3 separate regions of the Homo sapiens genome follow, and regions 1 and 2 are each linked to region 3. A link is a loop called in an ENCODE intact Hi-C map of the cell type or tissue named here. Cell type or tissue: B cell. All regions are shown on one strand. Links, peaks and the distances in the headings refer to the core of each region. The heading gives the core; the rest is flanking DNA.

The links. A loop is a pair of places that touch in the nucleus more often than their neighbours do. Peaks named below come from ENCODE experiments on the same cell type or tissue, not always from the same donor. Only the 100,000 strongest peaks of a DNase experiment are listed, where the experiment ranks them.
Region 1: it touches region 3 in a loop (22-fold over the local background); 4 of 110 quality-filtered maps call a loop at or near these places.
Region 2: a loop joins it to region 3, with 18 times the contacts of the local background. A loop is called at or near these places in 4 of 110 quality-filtered maps.

What each region holds. Positions count from the first base shown.
Region 1 is chr17:43,004,683-43,009,283 of GRCh38, reverse strand. IFI35 (interferon induced protein 35) reads right to left here and starts at 2,500. Exons shown (of 7, transcript NM_001330230.2): 1 at 2,316-2,500. The coding sequence starts at 2,336. RefSeq lists an enhancer at 2,331-2,640. In B cell, for the core only: a CTCF peak has its summit at 2,564 (motif pointing left); a DNase peak (open chromatin) is centred at 2,523; H3K4me3 peaks cover 745 bases; H3K27ac peaks cover 1,128 bases.
Region 2 is chr17:42,978,657-42,983,257 of GRCh38, reverse strand. PTGES3L-AARSD1 (PTGES3L-AARSD1 readthrough) reads left to right here and starts at 2,730. Exons shown (of 17, transcript NM_001136042.2): 1 at 2,730-3,212; 2 at 3,595-3,708; 3 at 3,814-3,880; 4 at 3,990-4,088. The coding sequence starts at 3,076. PTGES3L (prostaglandin E synthase 3 like) reads left to right here and starts at 3,178. Exons shown (of 7, transcript NM_001261430.2): 1 at 3,178-3,212; 2 at 3,595-3,708; 3 at 3,814-3,880; 4 at 3,990-4,088. The coding sequence starts at 3,205. RUNDC1 (RUN domain containing 1) reads right to left here and starts at 2,693. Exons shown (of 5, transcript NM_173079.5): 1 at 2,184-2,693. The coding sequence starts at 2,681. RefSeq lists a silencer at 2,377-2,626 and an enhancer at 2,697-2,766. In B cell, for the core only: CTCF peaks have their summits at 2,072 and 2,272; DNase peaks (open chromatin) are centred at 2,017 and 2,707; H3K4me3 peaks cover 2,302 bases; H3K27ac peaks cover 2,781 bases.
Region 3 is chr17:43,386,854-43,392,718 of GRCh38, reverse strand. LINC00910 (long intergenic non-protein coding RNA 910) reads left to right here and starts at 3,821. Exons shown (of 6, transcript NR_027412.1): 1 at 3,821-4,430. It also overlaps the pseudogene RNU2-4P. RefSeq lists enhancers at 2,941-3,694, 4,012-4,241, 3,695-4,448, 4,739-5,254, 5,255-5,770 and a silencer at 3,804-4,098. In B cell, for the core only: CTCF peaks have their summits at 2,952 and 3,152 (motif pointing right); DNase peaks (open chromatin) are centred at 3,418 and 4,328; H3K4me3 peaks cover 1,968 bases; H3K27ac peaks cover 2,128 bases.

The DNA.
Region 1 (4,601 bases), core at 602-4,601, 380 kb after region 3:
CACATGCCTGTAATCCCAGCACTTTGGGAGGCCAAGGGAGGCAGATCGCTTGAGCCCAGGAGTCTGAGACCAGCCTGGGCAACAGGACAAAACTCTACCTCTACAAAATATTTAAAAATTAGCCAGGCATGGTGGCACATGCCTGTAGTCCCAGCTACTCGGGAGGCTGAGATGGAAGGATCTATTGATCCCTAGAGGTGGAGGTGGCTGCAGTGAGCCATGATCCAGCCACTGCACTGCAGCCTGGAAAAAACAGTGAGATCTTGTCTCCAAAAAACAAAAAATCTGGATTTTTATTTGAAAAAGATGGCCCAATTTAACGTATATAAAGCCGGGTGCTGTGGCTCAAGCCTGTAATCTCAGCATTTTGGGAGGCTAAGGGAGGCAGATCATGTGAGGTCAGGAGTTCGAGACCAGCCTGGCCAACATGCTGAAACCCTGTCTCTACAAAAAATTAGCCATGCTGGGCACGGTGGCTCACGCCTGTAATCCCAGCACTTTGGGAGGCTGAGGCAGGCGGATCACGAGGTCAGGAGTTCGAGACCATCCTGCCTAACACAGTGCAACCCCATCTCTACCAAAAATACAAAAAACTAGCTGGGCGTGGTGGCGGGTGCCTGTAGTCCCAGCTACTTGGGAGGCTGAAGCAAGAGAATGGCATGAACCCATGGGGCGGAGCTTGCTGTGAGCCGAGATCCTGCCACTGCACTCCAGCCTGGGTGACAGAGCGAGACTCCATCTCAAAAAAAAAAAAAAAAAAAAAAAATGAGCCAGGCGTGGTGGCATGTGTGCCTATAATCCCAGCTACTTGGGATGCTGAGGCAAGAGAATCACTTGAATCTGGAAGGCAGAGGTTGCAGTGAGCCAAGATCATGCTATTGCACTTCAGCCTGGGCAACAAGAGTGAAACTCCATCTCAAAAAAAAAAAAAAAAAAAAAAGGAAAGAAAAGTCCGGGCATGGTGGCTTACACCTGTAATCCCAGCACTTTGGGAGCTTGAGGGGGGCAGATCACGAGGTCAGAAGATCAAGACCATCCCGGCTAACACGGTGAAACTCCATTTCTACTAAAAATACAAAAAATTAGCCAGGCATGGTGGAACGTGCCTGTACTCCCAGTTACTTGGGAGGCTGAGGCAGGAGAATCGCTTGAACCCGGGAGGCAGAGGTTGCAGTGAGCCGAGATCATGCCACTGTACTCCAGCCTAGGAGACAGAGTGAGACTCCGTCTCAAAAAAAAAAAAAAAAAAGGGATTGTCCTTGGGGAACTGGGGTTCTGAAAAGGTTGGCAATAATAATATTAAGAAGAAACACATATTGAATGCTCTGTAGGTGCTAAGCAGTGGGATAAGTTTTTACCGTGTTAATCTATGGATTACCTAGTGTGATTCTTAAAGTATAATTCTTATAGTATATATATATATATATATATATATAAATTTTGTGTGTGTGTGTGTGTGAGAGACAGTCTCCCTCTGTTGCCCAGAGTGGAGCATAGTGGTACAATCTCGGCTCACTGCAACCTCTGCCTCCCAGGTTCAAGCAATTCTCCCGCCTCAGTCTCCCTAGTAGCTGGGATTACAGGTGTGTGCCACCATGCCTGGCTAATTTTTGTGTTTTTAGTAGAGATGGGGTTTTGCTATGTTGGCCAGGCTGGTCTCGAACTCCTAACCTCAAGTGATCCACACGCCTCAGCCTCCCAAAGTGCTGGCTGGGATTACAGGTGTGAGCCAACACACCCAGCCTAATTCCTTTAGTTTAATTTTTTTTTTTTTTTTTTTAGACAGAGTCTCGCTGTGTCACCCAGGCTGGAGTGCAGTGATGCAATCTCGGCTCACTGCAACCTCCGCCTCCCAGGTTCAAGTGATTCTCCTGTCTCAGCCTCCCAAGTAGCTGGGATTACAGGCGCACACCACCACACACAGCTAATTTTTTGTATTTTAGTAGAGACGGATTTTCACTGTATTGCCAAGGCCTCCCAAAGTGCTAGGATGACAGGCGTGAGACACCACGCCCGGCCTAGAACAATTGTTATTTGGGTCACAGAACCCGCTGAGTATCTGATGGAAACTACAGATTCTCTCTCCAGAGAAGTGTACACACACAGGATTTAATGAGCTCCTCCTGTCTGAGGCAATAGGTTAGGGAACCAACTCTTGCAGAGGCAACCCCAGCCCTGTGTTTCTCCCCAGCCCTTCAGCAGGTCTGAGATGGGCAGGGTGAGGCTTGGCTGCCAGGCCCTGAGATATCTGCAGGTTCCTAGCCAAGAGGATTACTCCTGTTTCCCCACTTCCCAACTCCCTCCTCCTCACTTACGGCATCCAGTGGGGCTGACATGGGTCTCGGGTCTGTTTGGCAAGAGCTGAGGCTTCAGAGCTGGGCACAGTGGCAGAATTCACAGCAACTGAACTCTTGTTTGTACCCCCCAAAGGGCTGTGGTCTCTCTCAGCCCCAGCAAGACCCGAAATACACCTCAGGAGGCTCTGCTCGCAGGCTGTTTGCTTCCACTTTCATTTCCGTGAAATCCCTGCCTTCTGGCGCTCACATGCCGCCCCCTGCCGAGGCTTCCCCACCCCTGGGAGGAGCCTTCTTGGTCAGCAAAGTCGACTTCACTCAGCCAGGCTGCCTCAAGGAAAGCCACCTCACCCCAACTGCAAACTGGCCCCCATCAACCATTCCCAGCAATCTCCGACAAGCCCATTGGTAGACCCTGCTTTGTCAATGGATTATTTCCCTAGAGCCTAGAATAATGCTGGGCACATTGAACATTGATAAAATAATTGCTGAATGAGCTGGGTGCGGCGGCTCACACCTGTAATCCCAGCATTCTGGGAGGCCCAGGCGGGCAGATCACCTGAGGTCAGGAGTTAGAGACCAGCCTGGCCAACATGGTGAAACCCCACCTTTACTAAAAAAATACAAAAATTAGCCGGGCGTGGAGGTGCATTCCTGTAATCCCAGCTACTTGGGAGGCCGAGGCAGGAGAATAGCTGGAACCCGGAGGCAGAGGTTGCATTGAGCTGAGATGGTGCCATTGCACTCCAGCCTGGGTGACAAGAGTGAAACTCCATCTCAAAAAATAAATAAAACAATAATTGCTGAATGAATGAGAAACACAGTCAGGACAGATAACGCCCATAGTTCAAGTTCACAAAACTGCCGGGTGCGGTGGCTCACACCTGTAATCCCAGCACTTTGGGAGGCCCAGGTGGGCAGATCACCTGAGATCCCAAGTTAGACACCAGCCTGGCCAACGTGGTGAAACCCCGTCTTTACTAAAAAAATACAAAAATTATCCGGGTGTGGTGGTGTATTCCTGTAATCCCAGCTACTTGGGAGGCCGAGGCAGGAGAATAGCTGGAACCTGGGAGGCAGAGGTTGCATTGAGCCAAGATCGCGCTGTTGCACTCCAGCCTGAGTGACAAGAGCGAAACTCCATCTCAAAAAATAATAATTGCTGAATGAATGAGAAACACAATCAGGACAGATAAAGTCCACAGTTCAAGTTCACAAAACTGCCAGGCGCAGTGGCTCATGCCTTGTAATCCCAGCACTTTGGGAGGTCCAGGCGGGTGGATCACGAGACCATCCTGGCCACCATGGTGAAACCCTGTCCCTACTAAAATACAAAAAATTAGCCGGGCCGGATCACACCACTGCACTCCAGCCTGGGCAACAGAGTGAGATTCTGACTAAAAAAAAAAAAAAAGTGCCAATCCCAGCAGCTGGGCCCACTGGTAACATGTGCCTATAGTTCCAGCAGGTTGAGGCAGGAGGACTGCTTGAGCCCAGGAGTTCGAGGCCAGCCTGGGCAACACAGTGAATCTTGTCTCTTAAAAAAAAAAAAAAAAAAAAAAAAAAGGCTGGGTGCAGTGGCTCACGCCTGTAATCCCAGCACTTTGGGAGGCTGAGGCGGTGAATCACTTGAGGTCAGGAGTTTGAGACCAGCCTGACCAACATGGGGAAACCCTGTCTCTACTAAAAATACAAAAATTAGCCGGGCGTGGTGGCATGCGCCTGTAGTCCCAGCTACTCGGGAGGCTGAGACGGGGGAATCGCTTGAACCCGGGAGGCGGAGCTTGCAGTGAGCCGAGATCGTGCCACTGCACTCCAGCTGGGTGACAGAGCGAGACTCTGGCTCAAAAAAAAAAAAAAGAAAAAAGTTCACAAAACTGTTAACAGTGGCCAGCAAGGAGAGCTATCGTCTGCCCAACACGCTTGTGCCTTACATGAATTAACTCTTCAAAACAATGCCATGAAGTTGGTTCTATTTTCTTCACTTTACAGATGAGAAAATTGAGGCACAGAGCATTAGAAACTTGCCCAAGGTCACAGGGCTAGGAATCAAAGCATGGATCCAAACCTGGTAGGAACAGTATTTACACTTGGGCCTTGAGGTAGAGTGGAAAAAAATTTGCTGTATTTTTCCTCAAAAGTTTTAAATTCAGCCCCATTTCTGTGACCCTGAGTAGGCAAGCTACTTAATAGAAGTCTGTCTCAATAGAGATGCCTTAATACTTAAGTGTGTGAAGATTCAATTAAAAAGTTTCCTGGCTGGGTGCAGTGGCTCACACCTGTAATCCCAGCACTTTGGGACGCCAA
Region 2 (4,601 bases), core at 602-4,601, 410 kb after region 3:
ACTTGTAGGTGGATTGAGCACTACTTTTTTTTTTTTTTTTTAAGGTGGTACAATGTTTCTTTTGCCTTTTTTTTTTGAGACAGGGTCTTGCTCTGTTACTCAGGCTGGAGTGCAGCGGTATGATCATAGCTCTCTGCAGCCTCCAACTCCTGGGCTCAAGTGATCCTCCTCCAGCCTTCGCCTCCCCAAGTGTTGGGATTACAGTCATGAGCCACTGCACACAGTCTTTTTTTTTTTTTCAGTTTTTAATTTTTTGTGTGTTTTTTTTTGAGACAGAGTTTCACTCTTGTTGCCCCAGGCTGGGGTGCGATGGCACGATCTTGGCTCACCGCAACCTCTGCCTCCCAGGTTCAAGCGATTCTCCTGCCTCAGCCTCCCGAGTAGCTGGGATTACAGGAATGTGCCACCATGTCTGGCTAGTTTTTTTTTTTTTTTTTTGTATTTTTAGTAGAGACGGGGTTTCATCATGTTGGTCAGGCTGGTCTCGAACTCCCAACCTCAGGTGATCCGCCCGCCTTGGCCTCCCAAAGTGCTAGGATTACAGGCGTGAGCCACTGCGCTGGGCTAGTTTTTAATTTTTATGGGTACATAGTATGTGTATATATTTATGGGGTACATGAAATGTTGCTACAGGCATGCAATGTGTCATAATCACATCATGGAAAATGGGGTTGGCCTACTGTTTCTAAAGGTGAAAATGAACAACAGAGTTTCCTATCATGTAGAACCTTTGGTGCTGTCCACCCCTTTCTAGCCCTTAAATCTGACAGTTTGAGGTGGCTGCTCCTTGTGTAAGGAGTTGCAGGTATGTGGAGAAGGGTGGAACAGTAAACACAGGATTGCACTGGAAACAGTTCAGACTAAAATAAACAAATCATTATCTGCTTGATAAATCTTCTTGGCTAAAACCAATGTAAGTGGGAAGAAAGCCACATGTAGATTGTAGTTTGAAGAATAAAATGGTGAAAAGGGATGGGGCATGGTGGCTCACTTCTCTAATCCCAGCACTTTGGTAGGCTGAGGAGGGCAGATCGCTTGAGCTCAGGAGTTCGAGACCAGCCTGGGCAATGTGGTGAAACCCCGCCTCAACAAAAAATAAACAAAATTAACTGGGTGTGGTGGCACACACCTGTAGTCCCAGATACTGGGGAAGCTGAGGCAGGAGGATTGCTTGAGCCCAGGAGGCAGAGGTTGCAGTAAGCAGAAATTGCGCCAATGCAGTCTGGCCTAGGTGACAGAGTGAGACTCTGTCTCAAAAAAAAAAAGTGAAAAGGCAGTGTACCTCAACACTTCCAATAAAGCCAGCACTTTGTGCACTTCCAGAGATGCAAAGCTTGTAAGGAAACGTTTACCTGGTGTCTTATACATAGTTTCACTACTTCTGGGGTAGGCACACTGAATCGATCTTGTCAGTTATCAGAGGACCTCATTCAGAATGCCTAATGATTAAGCAGGATGGAGGAAGAGTTTAAAAATTTCAACATTATAGCCTGCACGGTGGCACACGCCTGTAGTCCTGAGGCTGAGGCGGGAGGATGGCTTGAGACCAGGAGTTCGAGACCAGCCTGGGCAACATACCAAGACCCTCCCGTCTCTTAAAAAGGAAAAATTCCAACATTAGGAAATTTATCTAATCAAGAGTTGTGTTTATTTCAGTTACTAAGAGACCCTGCTGTTAATCCAAACTCCCACCCAAAGAAGTGTAAAGACTGCCTAGATTTCAGGAAAGCAGGGACAGGGAGTTAACCTAAATTTCCACGGATTCCAACTCACTTTCCTTTCCTTTGCCAATTTTCCCAATCCCCAGAGTCGGGGTCCTCTAGCAGCCAAAGTGTTCAAGACTGAGATACGTGAGGGAAAGGTGAGTGGGCGCAGCACTGCTCTTGGCTGCTCTGCTGCCCTCTCAACGACTCACTTCGCTCACCGCTCCTCTACCACTCACGTCATCACGCACCGACATCTCTCCACATCCTCCGTGCACACCGCTCACCCTCAGGTTCCCAGGCCTCTGTCCTCTTGCCCTTCAGCCGGCCCCGCACTCCAGTCCCCTGGTCTCCGACACACGTACTCACCGACCGAGTCGGGGAGGCTTCTCCCCGCATGCACCATCATCCGGGTCTGGATCGCCACCCACACGACCCCACTATTCCCATATTCCTCGCGGCCCGGCTCCAGCCACTCACCTGGTCCTCGCCCCGCAACCATGGCCGGTCCCCTGGCAGCCCATCGCCCTCATCGCTGGCGGGGTCGCCGGGCCCTTCGTAACCTAGGACGTGAGGGCAGCCGCGGAAGGCGAAGTCTTCGAGCTCCCGCAGAAGGCGCTGCTGCTCCGCCGGCGCCCCGCGCACCACCTGGCGCAGGCGGAACTGCACCTGCGCGAAGTGCGAGGACAGCGCCAGCAGCGCCGAGTCCAGCCGCCGCCGCTCTGCCCGCAGCCGCCGCAGCGTCCGGCCCGGCGAATCCGGCGGGGAGCCCGGGGCCGCGCCAGGCTCCTCGGCCGTCGCCTCTTCTAAAAACGCGGTTGCCCCAGGCCGGGCCTCCGCCACCGCCCCCACTGGGGCCCAGCGCACCGCCTCGCACGGTGGCAGCGGCTCCTCTTCCTCCTCCTCTTCGTCTTTCGCCTTTGGCCCAACAGCCGCCACCACCGTTACCGGCTCTGCAGCCGCTTCGACAGCCGCCATCTTCCCGGAAACACCACCGCACGTCAGCCGCGCCCCCCTGCTGCCATGGCAACGGCGCGGTGGCCTGGAACCCCAGGGGAGTGGTGGGCGGGGCCTGAAGTACCCAAGTCCCCGAGGGCGCGCCTTCCCCGGGAATTTAATTCAGGACAATAATGTTTTATTGAGCGCCTATTGTGAATCAGACACTGAGCAGTAAGCGTCGGAGAAACAGGTGAATGATACCGGGGAAAAGTCATTCCCTGTGTGTAGCGTCTAGGGCAGCCTTTGCCCTGGTTCCAGCAGATGGGTTGTCTCTTCATAGTCTATGCATTTCTGAAGACCCCACGGTGAAGGGCTGCAAGGATGAAGCTGTCCCAGAGTATCTCCAGAGTGCAGATCCCTTGGCTGCCAGGTCATGTTCTCTCTTCCTCTCAACTGCTCTCCCGACCATATAAGGAGAGGCAGCTGCTGGGGGCGTCCCCAGGATCTAAAGATAGCGGCCCCTGCCTGGAACTCTAAATGCCACCCTGGAGCGGGAGCCGCAATGGCACGGTGAGTGTTTCCGGCTCCGGTGCTCCCCCTGGCCCTTTTCCCTGGAGATTCCCTGCTCCAAGTCTTCTGGGCGCTCCAGGTTCTGTGAGGCCCCACGGGAGCCCCGGACCCCTGGTCTCTGTAACTGTGGGGTGAGGGAAGGTGTGACCTGAATGTTCTCCCTGACCTCCTAGTTTCCTAGTCTTGCACGTTCTATTCTTCCCAGGTTCACATTCACCACACCCACCCACTCCTGTCATTCCCTTCCCTTTCACCCCTTCTGTCTCATTTAGCTCCACTTTGAAAAAACTGTGGCATCAAAGGTCCCTGGGTAGTCCCTTCCCAAATGACCTCAGTCTTCCCTCTCCCACCCCTATGAAGCCACACCTCAACTTCTCTTCAGGCAGCACGCCCGGACCTTGTGGTACGACAGGCCCAGGTATGTGTTCATGGAGTTTTGTGTTGAGGACAGCACCGATGTCCACGTGCTTATTGAGGATCACCGCATTGTGTTCAGGTAGTGGCCCTGCCGTCCGAGGGCCTGGCTTCCCAGGAATCTACCCCTTTCCTAATGTCCCCACACGGAGTATTCCGCATCTCCTCAGCTTCATTGTCTCCTCAGCTGCAAGAATGCCGATGGAGTGGAGTTGTACAATGAGATTGAGTTCTATGCCAAAGTGAACTCCAAGGTAAGGGTGAAATGGGACAGTAAGGTTTGGATGGAAACCGGGCTGCCCAGGGAAACTGGAGATTAATTCTAAACCCCAGACCCTAAGAATGAGGCTCTCTATCTGGCAGGACTCCCAGGATAAGCGCTCTTCCCGCTCTATTACTTGTTTTGTGAGAAAATGGAAGGAAAAGGTGGCCTGGCCGCGGCTTACCAAGGAGGATATCAAGGTGGGTGTGTGGAAAGTGGCCTGCTTCTTCTCTCCATGTACCCAGGTTACAGCTGGGATTGTCCTTGCCTCCTTTCCAGCCAATATTCAATCACTCAACAAGTCCTGCCTAATCTTTTTTTTCCAACTGTATTAGTCTCTCTTTTTATTTTTATTTATTTATTTATTTTGAGACGGAGTTTCACTCTTGTTGCCCAGGCTGGAGTGCAGTGGCGTGATCTCAGCTCACCATGGCCTCCGCCTCCCGGGTTCAAGCAATTCTCCTGCCTCAGCCTCCTGGGTAGCTGGGATTACAGGCATGCACCACCACGCCCAGCTAATTTTGTATTTTTAGTAGAGATGGGGTTTCTCCTTGTTGCTCAGGCTGGTCTCGAACTCCCGACTTCAGGTGATCTGCCCGCCTCGGCCTCCCAAAGTGCTGGGATTACAGGCGTGAGCCACCGCGCCTGGCTTATTTTTTAACTTAAAGTTCTGGGATACATGTGCAGAACATGCAGGTTTGTTACATAGGTAT
Region 3 (5,865 bases), core at 746-4,745:
CAGGCAGTCATAGACCACCCAGGATTAGCCCTTATTGGACACAAAAGGAAACTCACAGGCTCTTAGATATGGGTAAAAGGAGAATACCCCAGTCTCAGCAAGAATGTCAGTCTCAAAGCCAGATTTCATGGCCTGGGTGCCAGGACTTCCTGAGGAGCAGAATGAGGGCCTTGATGGTCGAAAGAGGTGTTATGGGCTCTTGGGACTTGGTGTGCGAAAGGCAATAAGCCTATAGTTCGTGGGGTGGGGGGGCTCCTCTGCCTCCCTGTGGGCTCCGGAGACCACCGAAGACCAGCTGCATCCCCCTGACTGCATCCTTTCAGCATGTGCCACCCTTGGGGAAAGCCACCTGTGAACTATATCAGGATGGTTGTTCTCATTTCCCCCAAAATTTGGAGCCCACTCTGAGGTCTGGCACAGCTCAGAGCTCTAGGGTAACCAACTCTCCCTGATCACCTGGAACTTTGCCAGTTTTAGTTCTCAAAGTCCCATATTCCAGGAAACCCCTAATCCCCTAGCAAACTGGATGGCTGGTTACTCCACTGGGAGCTCAGACCTCCTACTTGACTAGTGAGTTTTGAGGTCACAGGGACCATCCTAAGTTGTGGGACAGAGGGCCTCTGGACTCCTGCAAGAGTCTGCACTCTCCTACCTCTGTCCTGTGCCTGAGGAGTGTGATCATGAAATAGAAAGTGAAAAACATGGTGACAAGTGGAGAGAGAGGGAAGAAGAAAGAAAAAAGCTTCATATTTTACTACATTTTTTCCTTTTAATAGTGATGGTGTCTCACTATGTTGCTCAGGCTGGTCTCAACCTCCTGGGCTCAAGTGATGCTCCCGCCTCAGCCTGCCTAAGTAGCTAAGACCACAGATGCACACCACCATGCCTGGCTAATTTTTATTTATTATTACTATTTATTTTATTTATTTATTTATTTATTTTATTTTTGAGATGGAGTCTCGCTCTGTCACCCAGGCTGGAGTGCAATGGTACCACCTCGGCTCCCTGCAACCTCCACCTCCCAGGTTCAAGCGATTCTCCTGCCTCAGCCTCCCAAGCAGCTGGGACTACAGGCACGCACCACCACGCCCAGCTAATTTCTGTATTTTTAGTAGAGACAGGGTTTCACCATGTTGACCAGGATGGTCTCGATCTCTTGACTTCGTGATCCGCCCACCTCGGCCTCGGCTTCCCAAAGTGCTGGGATTACAGGCGTGAGCCACAGTGCCCAGCCTATTTTTTTTTTTTTTTTTTTTGAGACAGTTTTGCTCTTGTTGCCCAGGCTGGAGTGCAATGGCACCATCTCGCCTCACCACAACCTCCGCCTCCTTGGGTCAAGCAATTCTCCTGCCTCGGCCTCCCCAGTAGCTGGGATTACAGGCATGCGCCACCACACTTGGCTAATTTTGTATTTTTAGTAGAGATGGGGTTTCTCCACGTTGGTCAGGCTGGTCTCGAACTCCCGACCTCAGGTGCTCCGCCCACCTCAGCCTCCCAAAGTGCTGGGATTACAGGCATGAGCCACCATGCCCGGCCTATTATTAGTATTTTGTAGAGACAGGGTATCCCTGTGTTGTTCAGGCTGGTCTTGAATTGCTGGGCTCAAGTGATCTTCCCACCTTGCCCTCCCAAAGTGTTGGGATTACAGGCATGAGCCACCACCCCTGGTGTCCTCTATACTTTTTTTTTTGGTCTTTTTTTTTACAATTTTTATTTTTATTTTTAAAAATTATTTGTAGAGACGAGGTCTTGCTATATTGCCCAGGCTGGTCTCAAACTCTTGGGCTCAAGCAATCTGCCCACCTTGGCCTCCCAAAGTGCTGGAATTACAGGCATGAACCACCGTGCTTGGCCCTCATATACTTTTTTTTTTTTTTGAGACAGAGTCGCACTCTGTCACCCAGGCTGGAGGGCAGTGGCATGGTCTTGGCTCACTGCAACCTCCACCTCCGAGTTCAAGCGATTCTCCCGCCTCAGCCCCCTGAGTAGCTGGAACTACGAGTGCGTGCCATCACACCCAGCTAATTTTATTTTTAGTAGAGATGGGGTTTCACTACATTGGCCAGGCTGGTCTCTGACTCCTGACGTCGTAATCTGCCCTCCTCGGCCTTCCAAAGTGCTGGGATTACAGGCGTGAGCCACCGCGCCTGGCCTTGGCCCTTATATACTTTTATAGTTCCATTTTTTTCACTTTGAAATCTTTGGCCCACTTGGCATTTATCTTGGTGTATGGTGAGTGAACCGTGATTGTAACACTGCACTCCAGCCTGGACAACAGAGGGAAACCTTGTCTCAAAATATAGATAGATATGGCCAGGCGCGGTGGATCATGCCTGTAATCCCAGCACTTTGGGAGGCCGAGGCACGCGGATCACGAGGTTAGGAGATGGAGACCATCCTGGCTAACACGGTGAAACCCCGTCTCTACTAAAAATACAAAAAATCAGTCCGGTGTGGTGGCACGCACCTGTAGTCCCAGCTACTTGGGAGGCTGACGCAGGAGAGTCGCTTAAACACGGGAGGCGGAGGTTGCAGTGAGCTGAGATAGCGCCACTGCACTCCAGCCCGGGCGACAGTGCGAGACTCCGTCTCAGAAAAAAGAACAGATAGATAGATAGATAGATAGATAGATAGACAGACAGACAGACAGGCCAGGCGCAGTGGCTCACGCCTATAATCTCAGCACTTTGGGAGGCCGAGGTGGGTGGCTGCCATATTGCACTTCACAGGGTAATAGAATGGAGATGACAATGACTCGGTGGAGACTGGGGTAAAGTGAAATGAGGGAAACACTTGCTGAGAGGTTAAAAAAAAAAATAAGGGGGCACCAAAAGACTCAGCAATCCAGATAAATGGCTTGATTATCTTATAATCGAGATAAGATATATTGCATTGAACTATTATTTATTTTGATTACTGAAGGGTTCTGGAGGATCACCCCCTGAAATTCGAACCTAGAGGAATGACCTCACCCTAATCCTGGCCGTGGCTAATAATAACGCCCATCTCTTAGGGCTGTCGAGTGAACTAAAAGAGATAATGCACGTAGAGCCCTCGGACCCGAGGCTGGCATTGGGAAAGGCACAGTTTATATTTTTTGACCTGGTTGTTCACCAGGCAATCCCTGCCATCCGGCTTTCCATCCTGCAGGGGGAGCATGACTGACTGAGTGTCACTATCGGATCTATGATACCTTCTTGCTTTTCTGAAATCAAATAAAAGAGCCATAAACTCTCATCTCAACTGTTGTGTTAGGAAGGAGGACGGGAATGGTAAATGCTGACGCTACAGGCGGCAGTCTGTGCCTCAGAGAGAAAATTTATCCCAACCTTGCTGGGGGCCTTGACGCCCATCTTCCTCCAGAGCACCCCGACAGTCACCCCGCCCTCTGGTGTCCTCCCACCCCGAGCCCGATCTTCCCCCTTCACGCCTGCCCCGGGCCAATAGCCTCCTAACTGCGTCCTCTCTGATTGCGTGTGTCGTGCTCATTACGCCCTATCCGTCGTTTCTTCGCTCCACAAACGTTTACTGAGCGCCTTCAACTTGCCAGGCACTAATTAGACTAGCGCAGAGAAACGGGGATAAGTACTGATGAGGGTCCCAGCCCTCAGCGATCGGATTTCAGAGGGGGAGATAAAGGACTGCCCAGAAGGGTGGTGAGTGGAGTAGTTGATATAAACAACGAGGTGCGATGAAATACACAGGAGGGCTGCTAATCACATATGGGGTGGGTGCCGAGGGCCCTTAATTAAGGGAGGCTTCCTGGACGGGTGACACCCAAGCGGAGTCCTGACGACCCGCGTCAGAAGTAGTCAGGCGAGGAGGAGGGTAAAGGAATCCACGTCCCAAGCAGAGAAGCAGCTTTCCCTACACAGCACAGGACACGGTCCGCGCACAGAAGCCGCAGGAGACGCAGGCACAGGGGCTGGGGAGAATCCTTGCTGGGCCCTCGCCGTCCATGCGCCGCCTCCCTCTGCCCGGTGTCTGGTGTCAGCCTCCTGCCTGGCAGAGGAACTCCAGCCCCTGCTCCCCGAAGCTCCTCCAGGCCTTCTGCTTCCCTGACTCGGAATGGGCCCGCTGTCCAGTGGGTACAAGGCTGGTCTCCCCGCCCACTGGTGACGACGTAAAGATCCAGCTCAGCCTGGTTTCCCCTGGTGATGATATCTTGCGACTCGTCTTTCTCCAGGAAAACAGGGACCGCTCTCCGCCTACAGGTCTCTTCCACAGACCTATCTTGTTTTCACCCCCTGTCTCTTTTGGTTCAGTCTTTTCGCTCATACAAACAAGGAAGTCGCCCCTAGCCCAGCCGCGGCTCCTTAGCTGGAGGCGGGCCCGGGGGTGGAGTCAACCGCGGTGGCCACGCCTCCTGGGAAAGGGCAGGGCATGCAAATTCGAAATGAAAGCCCGGAAACCCCGGAACTAGAACTGGTGTAAGATTTCTCTTGGTTTTTGTGTTGTTGTTGTTGTTTTGTTGTTGTTTTGAGACAGAGTCTCGCTCTGTCGCCCAAGCTGGAGTGCAGTGGCGCGATCTCGGTTCACTGCAACCTCCGCCTCCCGGGTTCAAGTGATTCTACTGCCCAGCCTCCCTAGTAGCTGGGATTACAGGCGCGCGACACCACGCCTGACTAATTTTTGTTTTTTTGTTTTTGTTTTTTTTTTAGATGGAGTCTCACTCTGTCGCCCAGGCTGGAGTGTAGTAGCGCAATCTTGGCTCACTGCAACCTCGGACTCCCAGGTTCAAGAGATTCTCCTGCATCAGCCTCCCAAGTAGCTGGGACTACAGGCACGTGCCACCACGCCCGGCTAATTTTTGTATTTTTAATAGAGACGGGGTTTCTCCGTGTTATCCAGAATGGTCTCGATCTCCTGACCTCGTGATCCACCTGCCTCGGCCTCCTAAAGTGCTGGGATTACAGGCGTGAGTCACCGCGCCCGGCACGCCCGGCTAATTTTTTTGTATTTTTAGTAGAGATGGGGTTTCACCGTGTTCCCCAGGCTGGTCTCGAGCTCCTGAGTCGAGACGGGATTTCTCCGTGTTTGCCAGAATGGTCTTGATCTCCTGACCTTGTGATCCACCCGCCTCGGCCTCCCAAAGTGTTAGGATTACTGGCGTGAGCCACTGCGCCCGGCAGATTTTTCTTTTAAAACGTGGAGAATAAGAAATCAGCCCGAGTGTGTAATGGCGTCAATATTGGTGTGGACAAGACAAAGTGAATGAGGCAAGGAGCGAGGCTGGGGCTCTCACCGCGTCTTGAATGTAGATGAGAGTGGGACGGTGATGGCAGGGAGGAAGGCGACGACATCTCTTCTCGTCCTTTTGGCTAAGATCAAGTGTAGTATCTGTTCTTATCAGTTTAATATCTGATACGTCCTCTATCAGAGAACAATTATATTAGATAGATTTTTGGAGCAGGGAGATGAAATAGGAGCTTGCTCTGTCCACTCCACGCGTCGACCTGGTATTGCAGTACCTCCAGGAATGGGGCTCCCTCTCCTGGGATACAACCTGTTTGCAAGGTTAGAAAGAAAAGACTGCGCCGGGTAGTTTAGGATAGTTGGTAGGTTTTCTTACTCCTTTAAGTATCATAAGGTTCATGATTTATGGAGAGTATCCTAGGACCCAAAACAAGAATATTCATTTCCAAGTAGGGAACATGTTCGACTTTACTTGGAGGGCTTTAAATCTCAGCTTGGCTGTGGAGGGGTGATGACCTTTCAAAGGGATGGATTCCAGTGGTGTGTTGCCCAGGCTGGACTTCAACTTACTCTGTTTGTTTGTTTGTTTTTTGTTTTTGAGATGGAGTTTAGCTCTTGGTACCCAGGCTGGAGTGCAACGGCACCATCTCGGCTCACTGCAACCTCTGC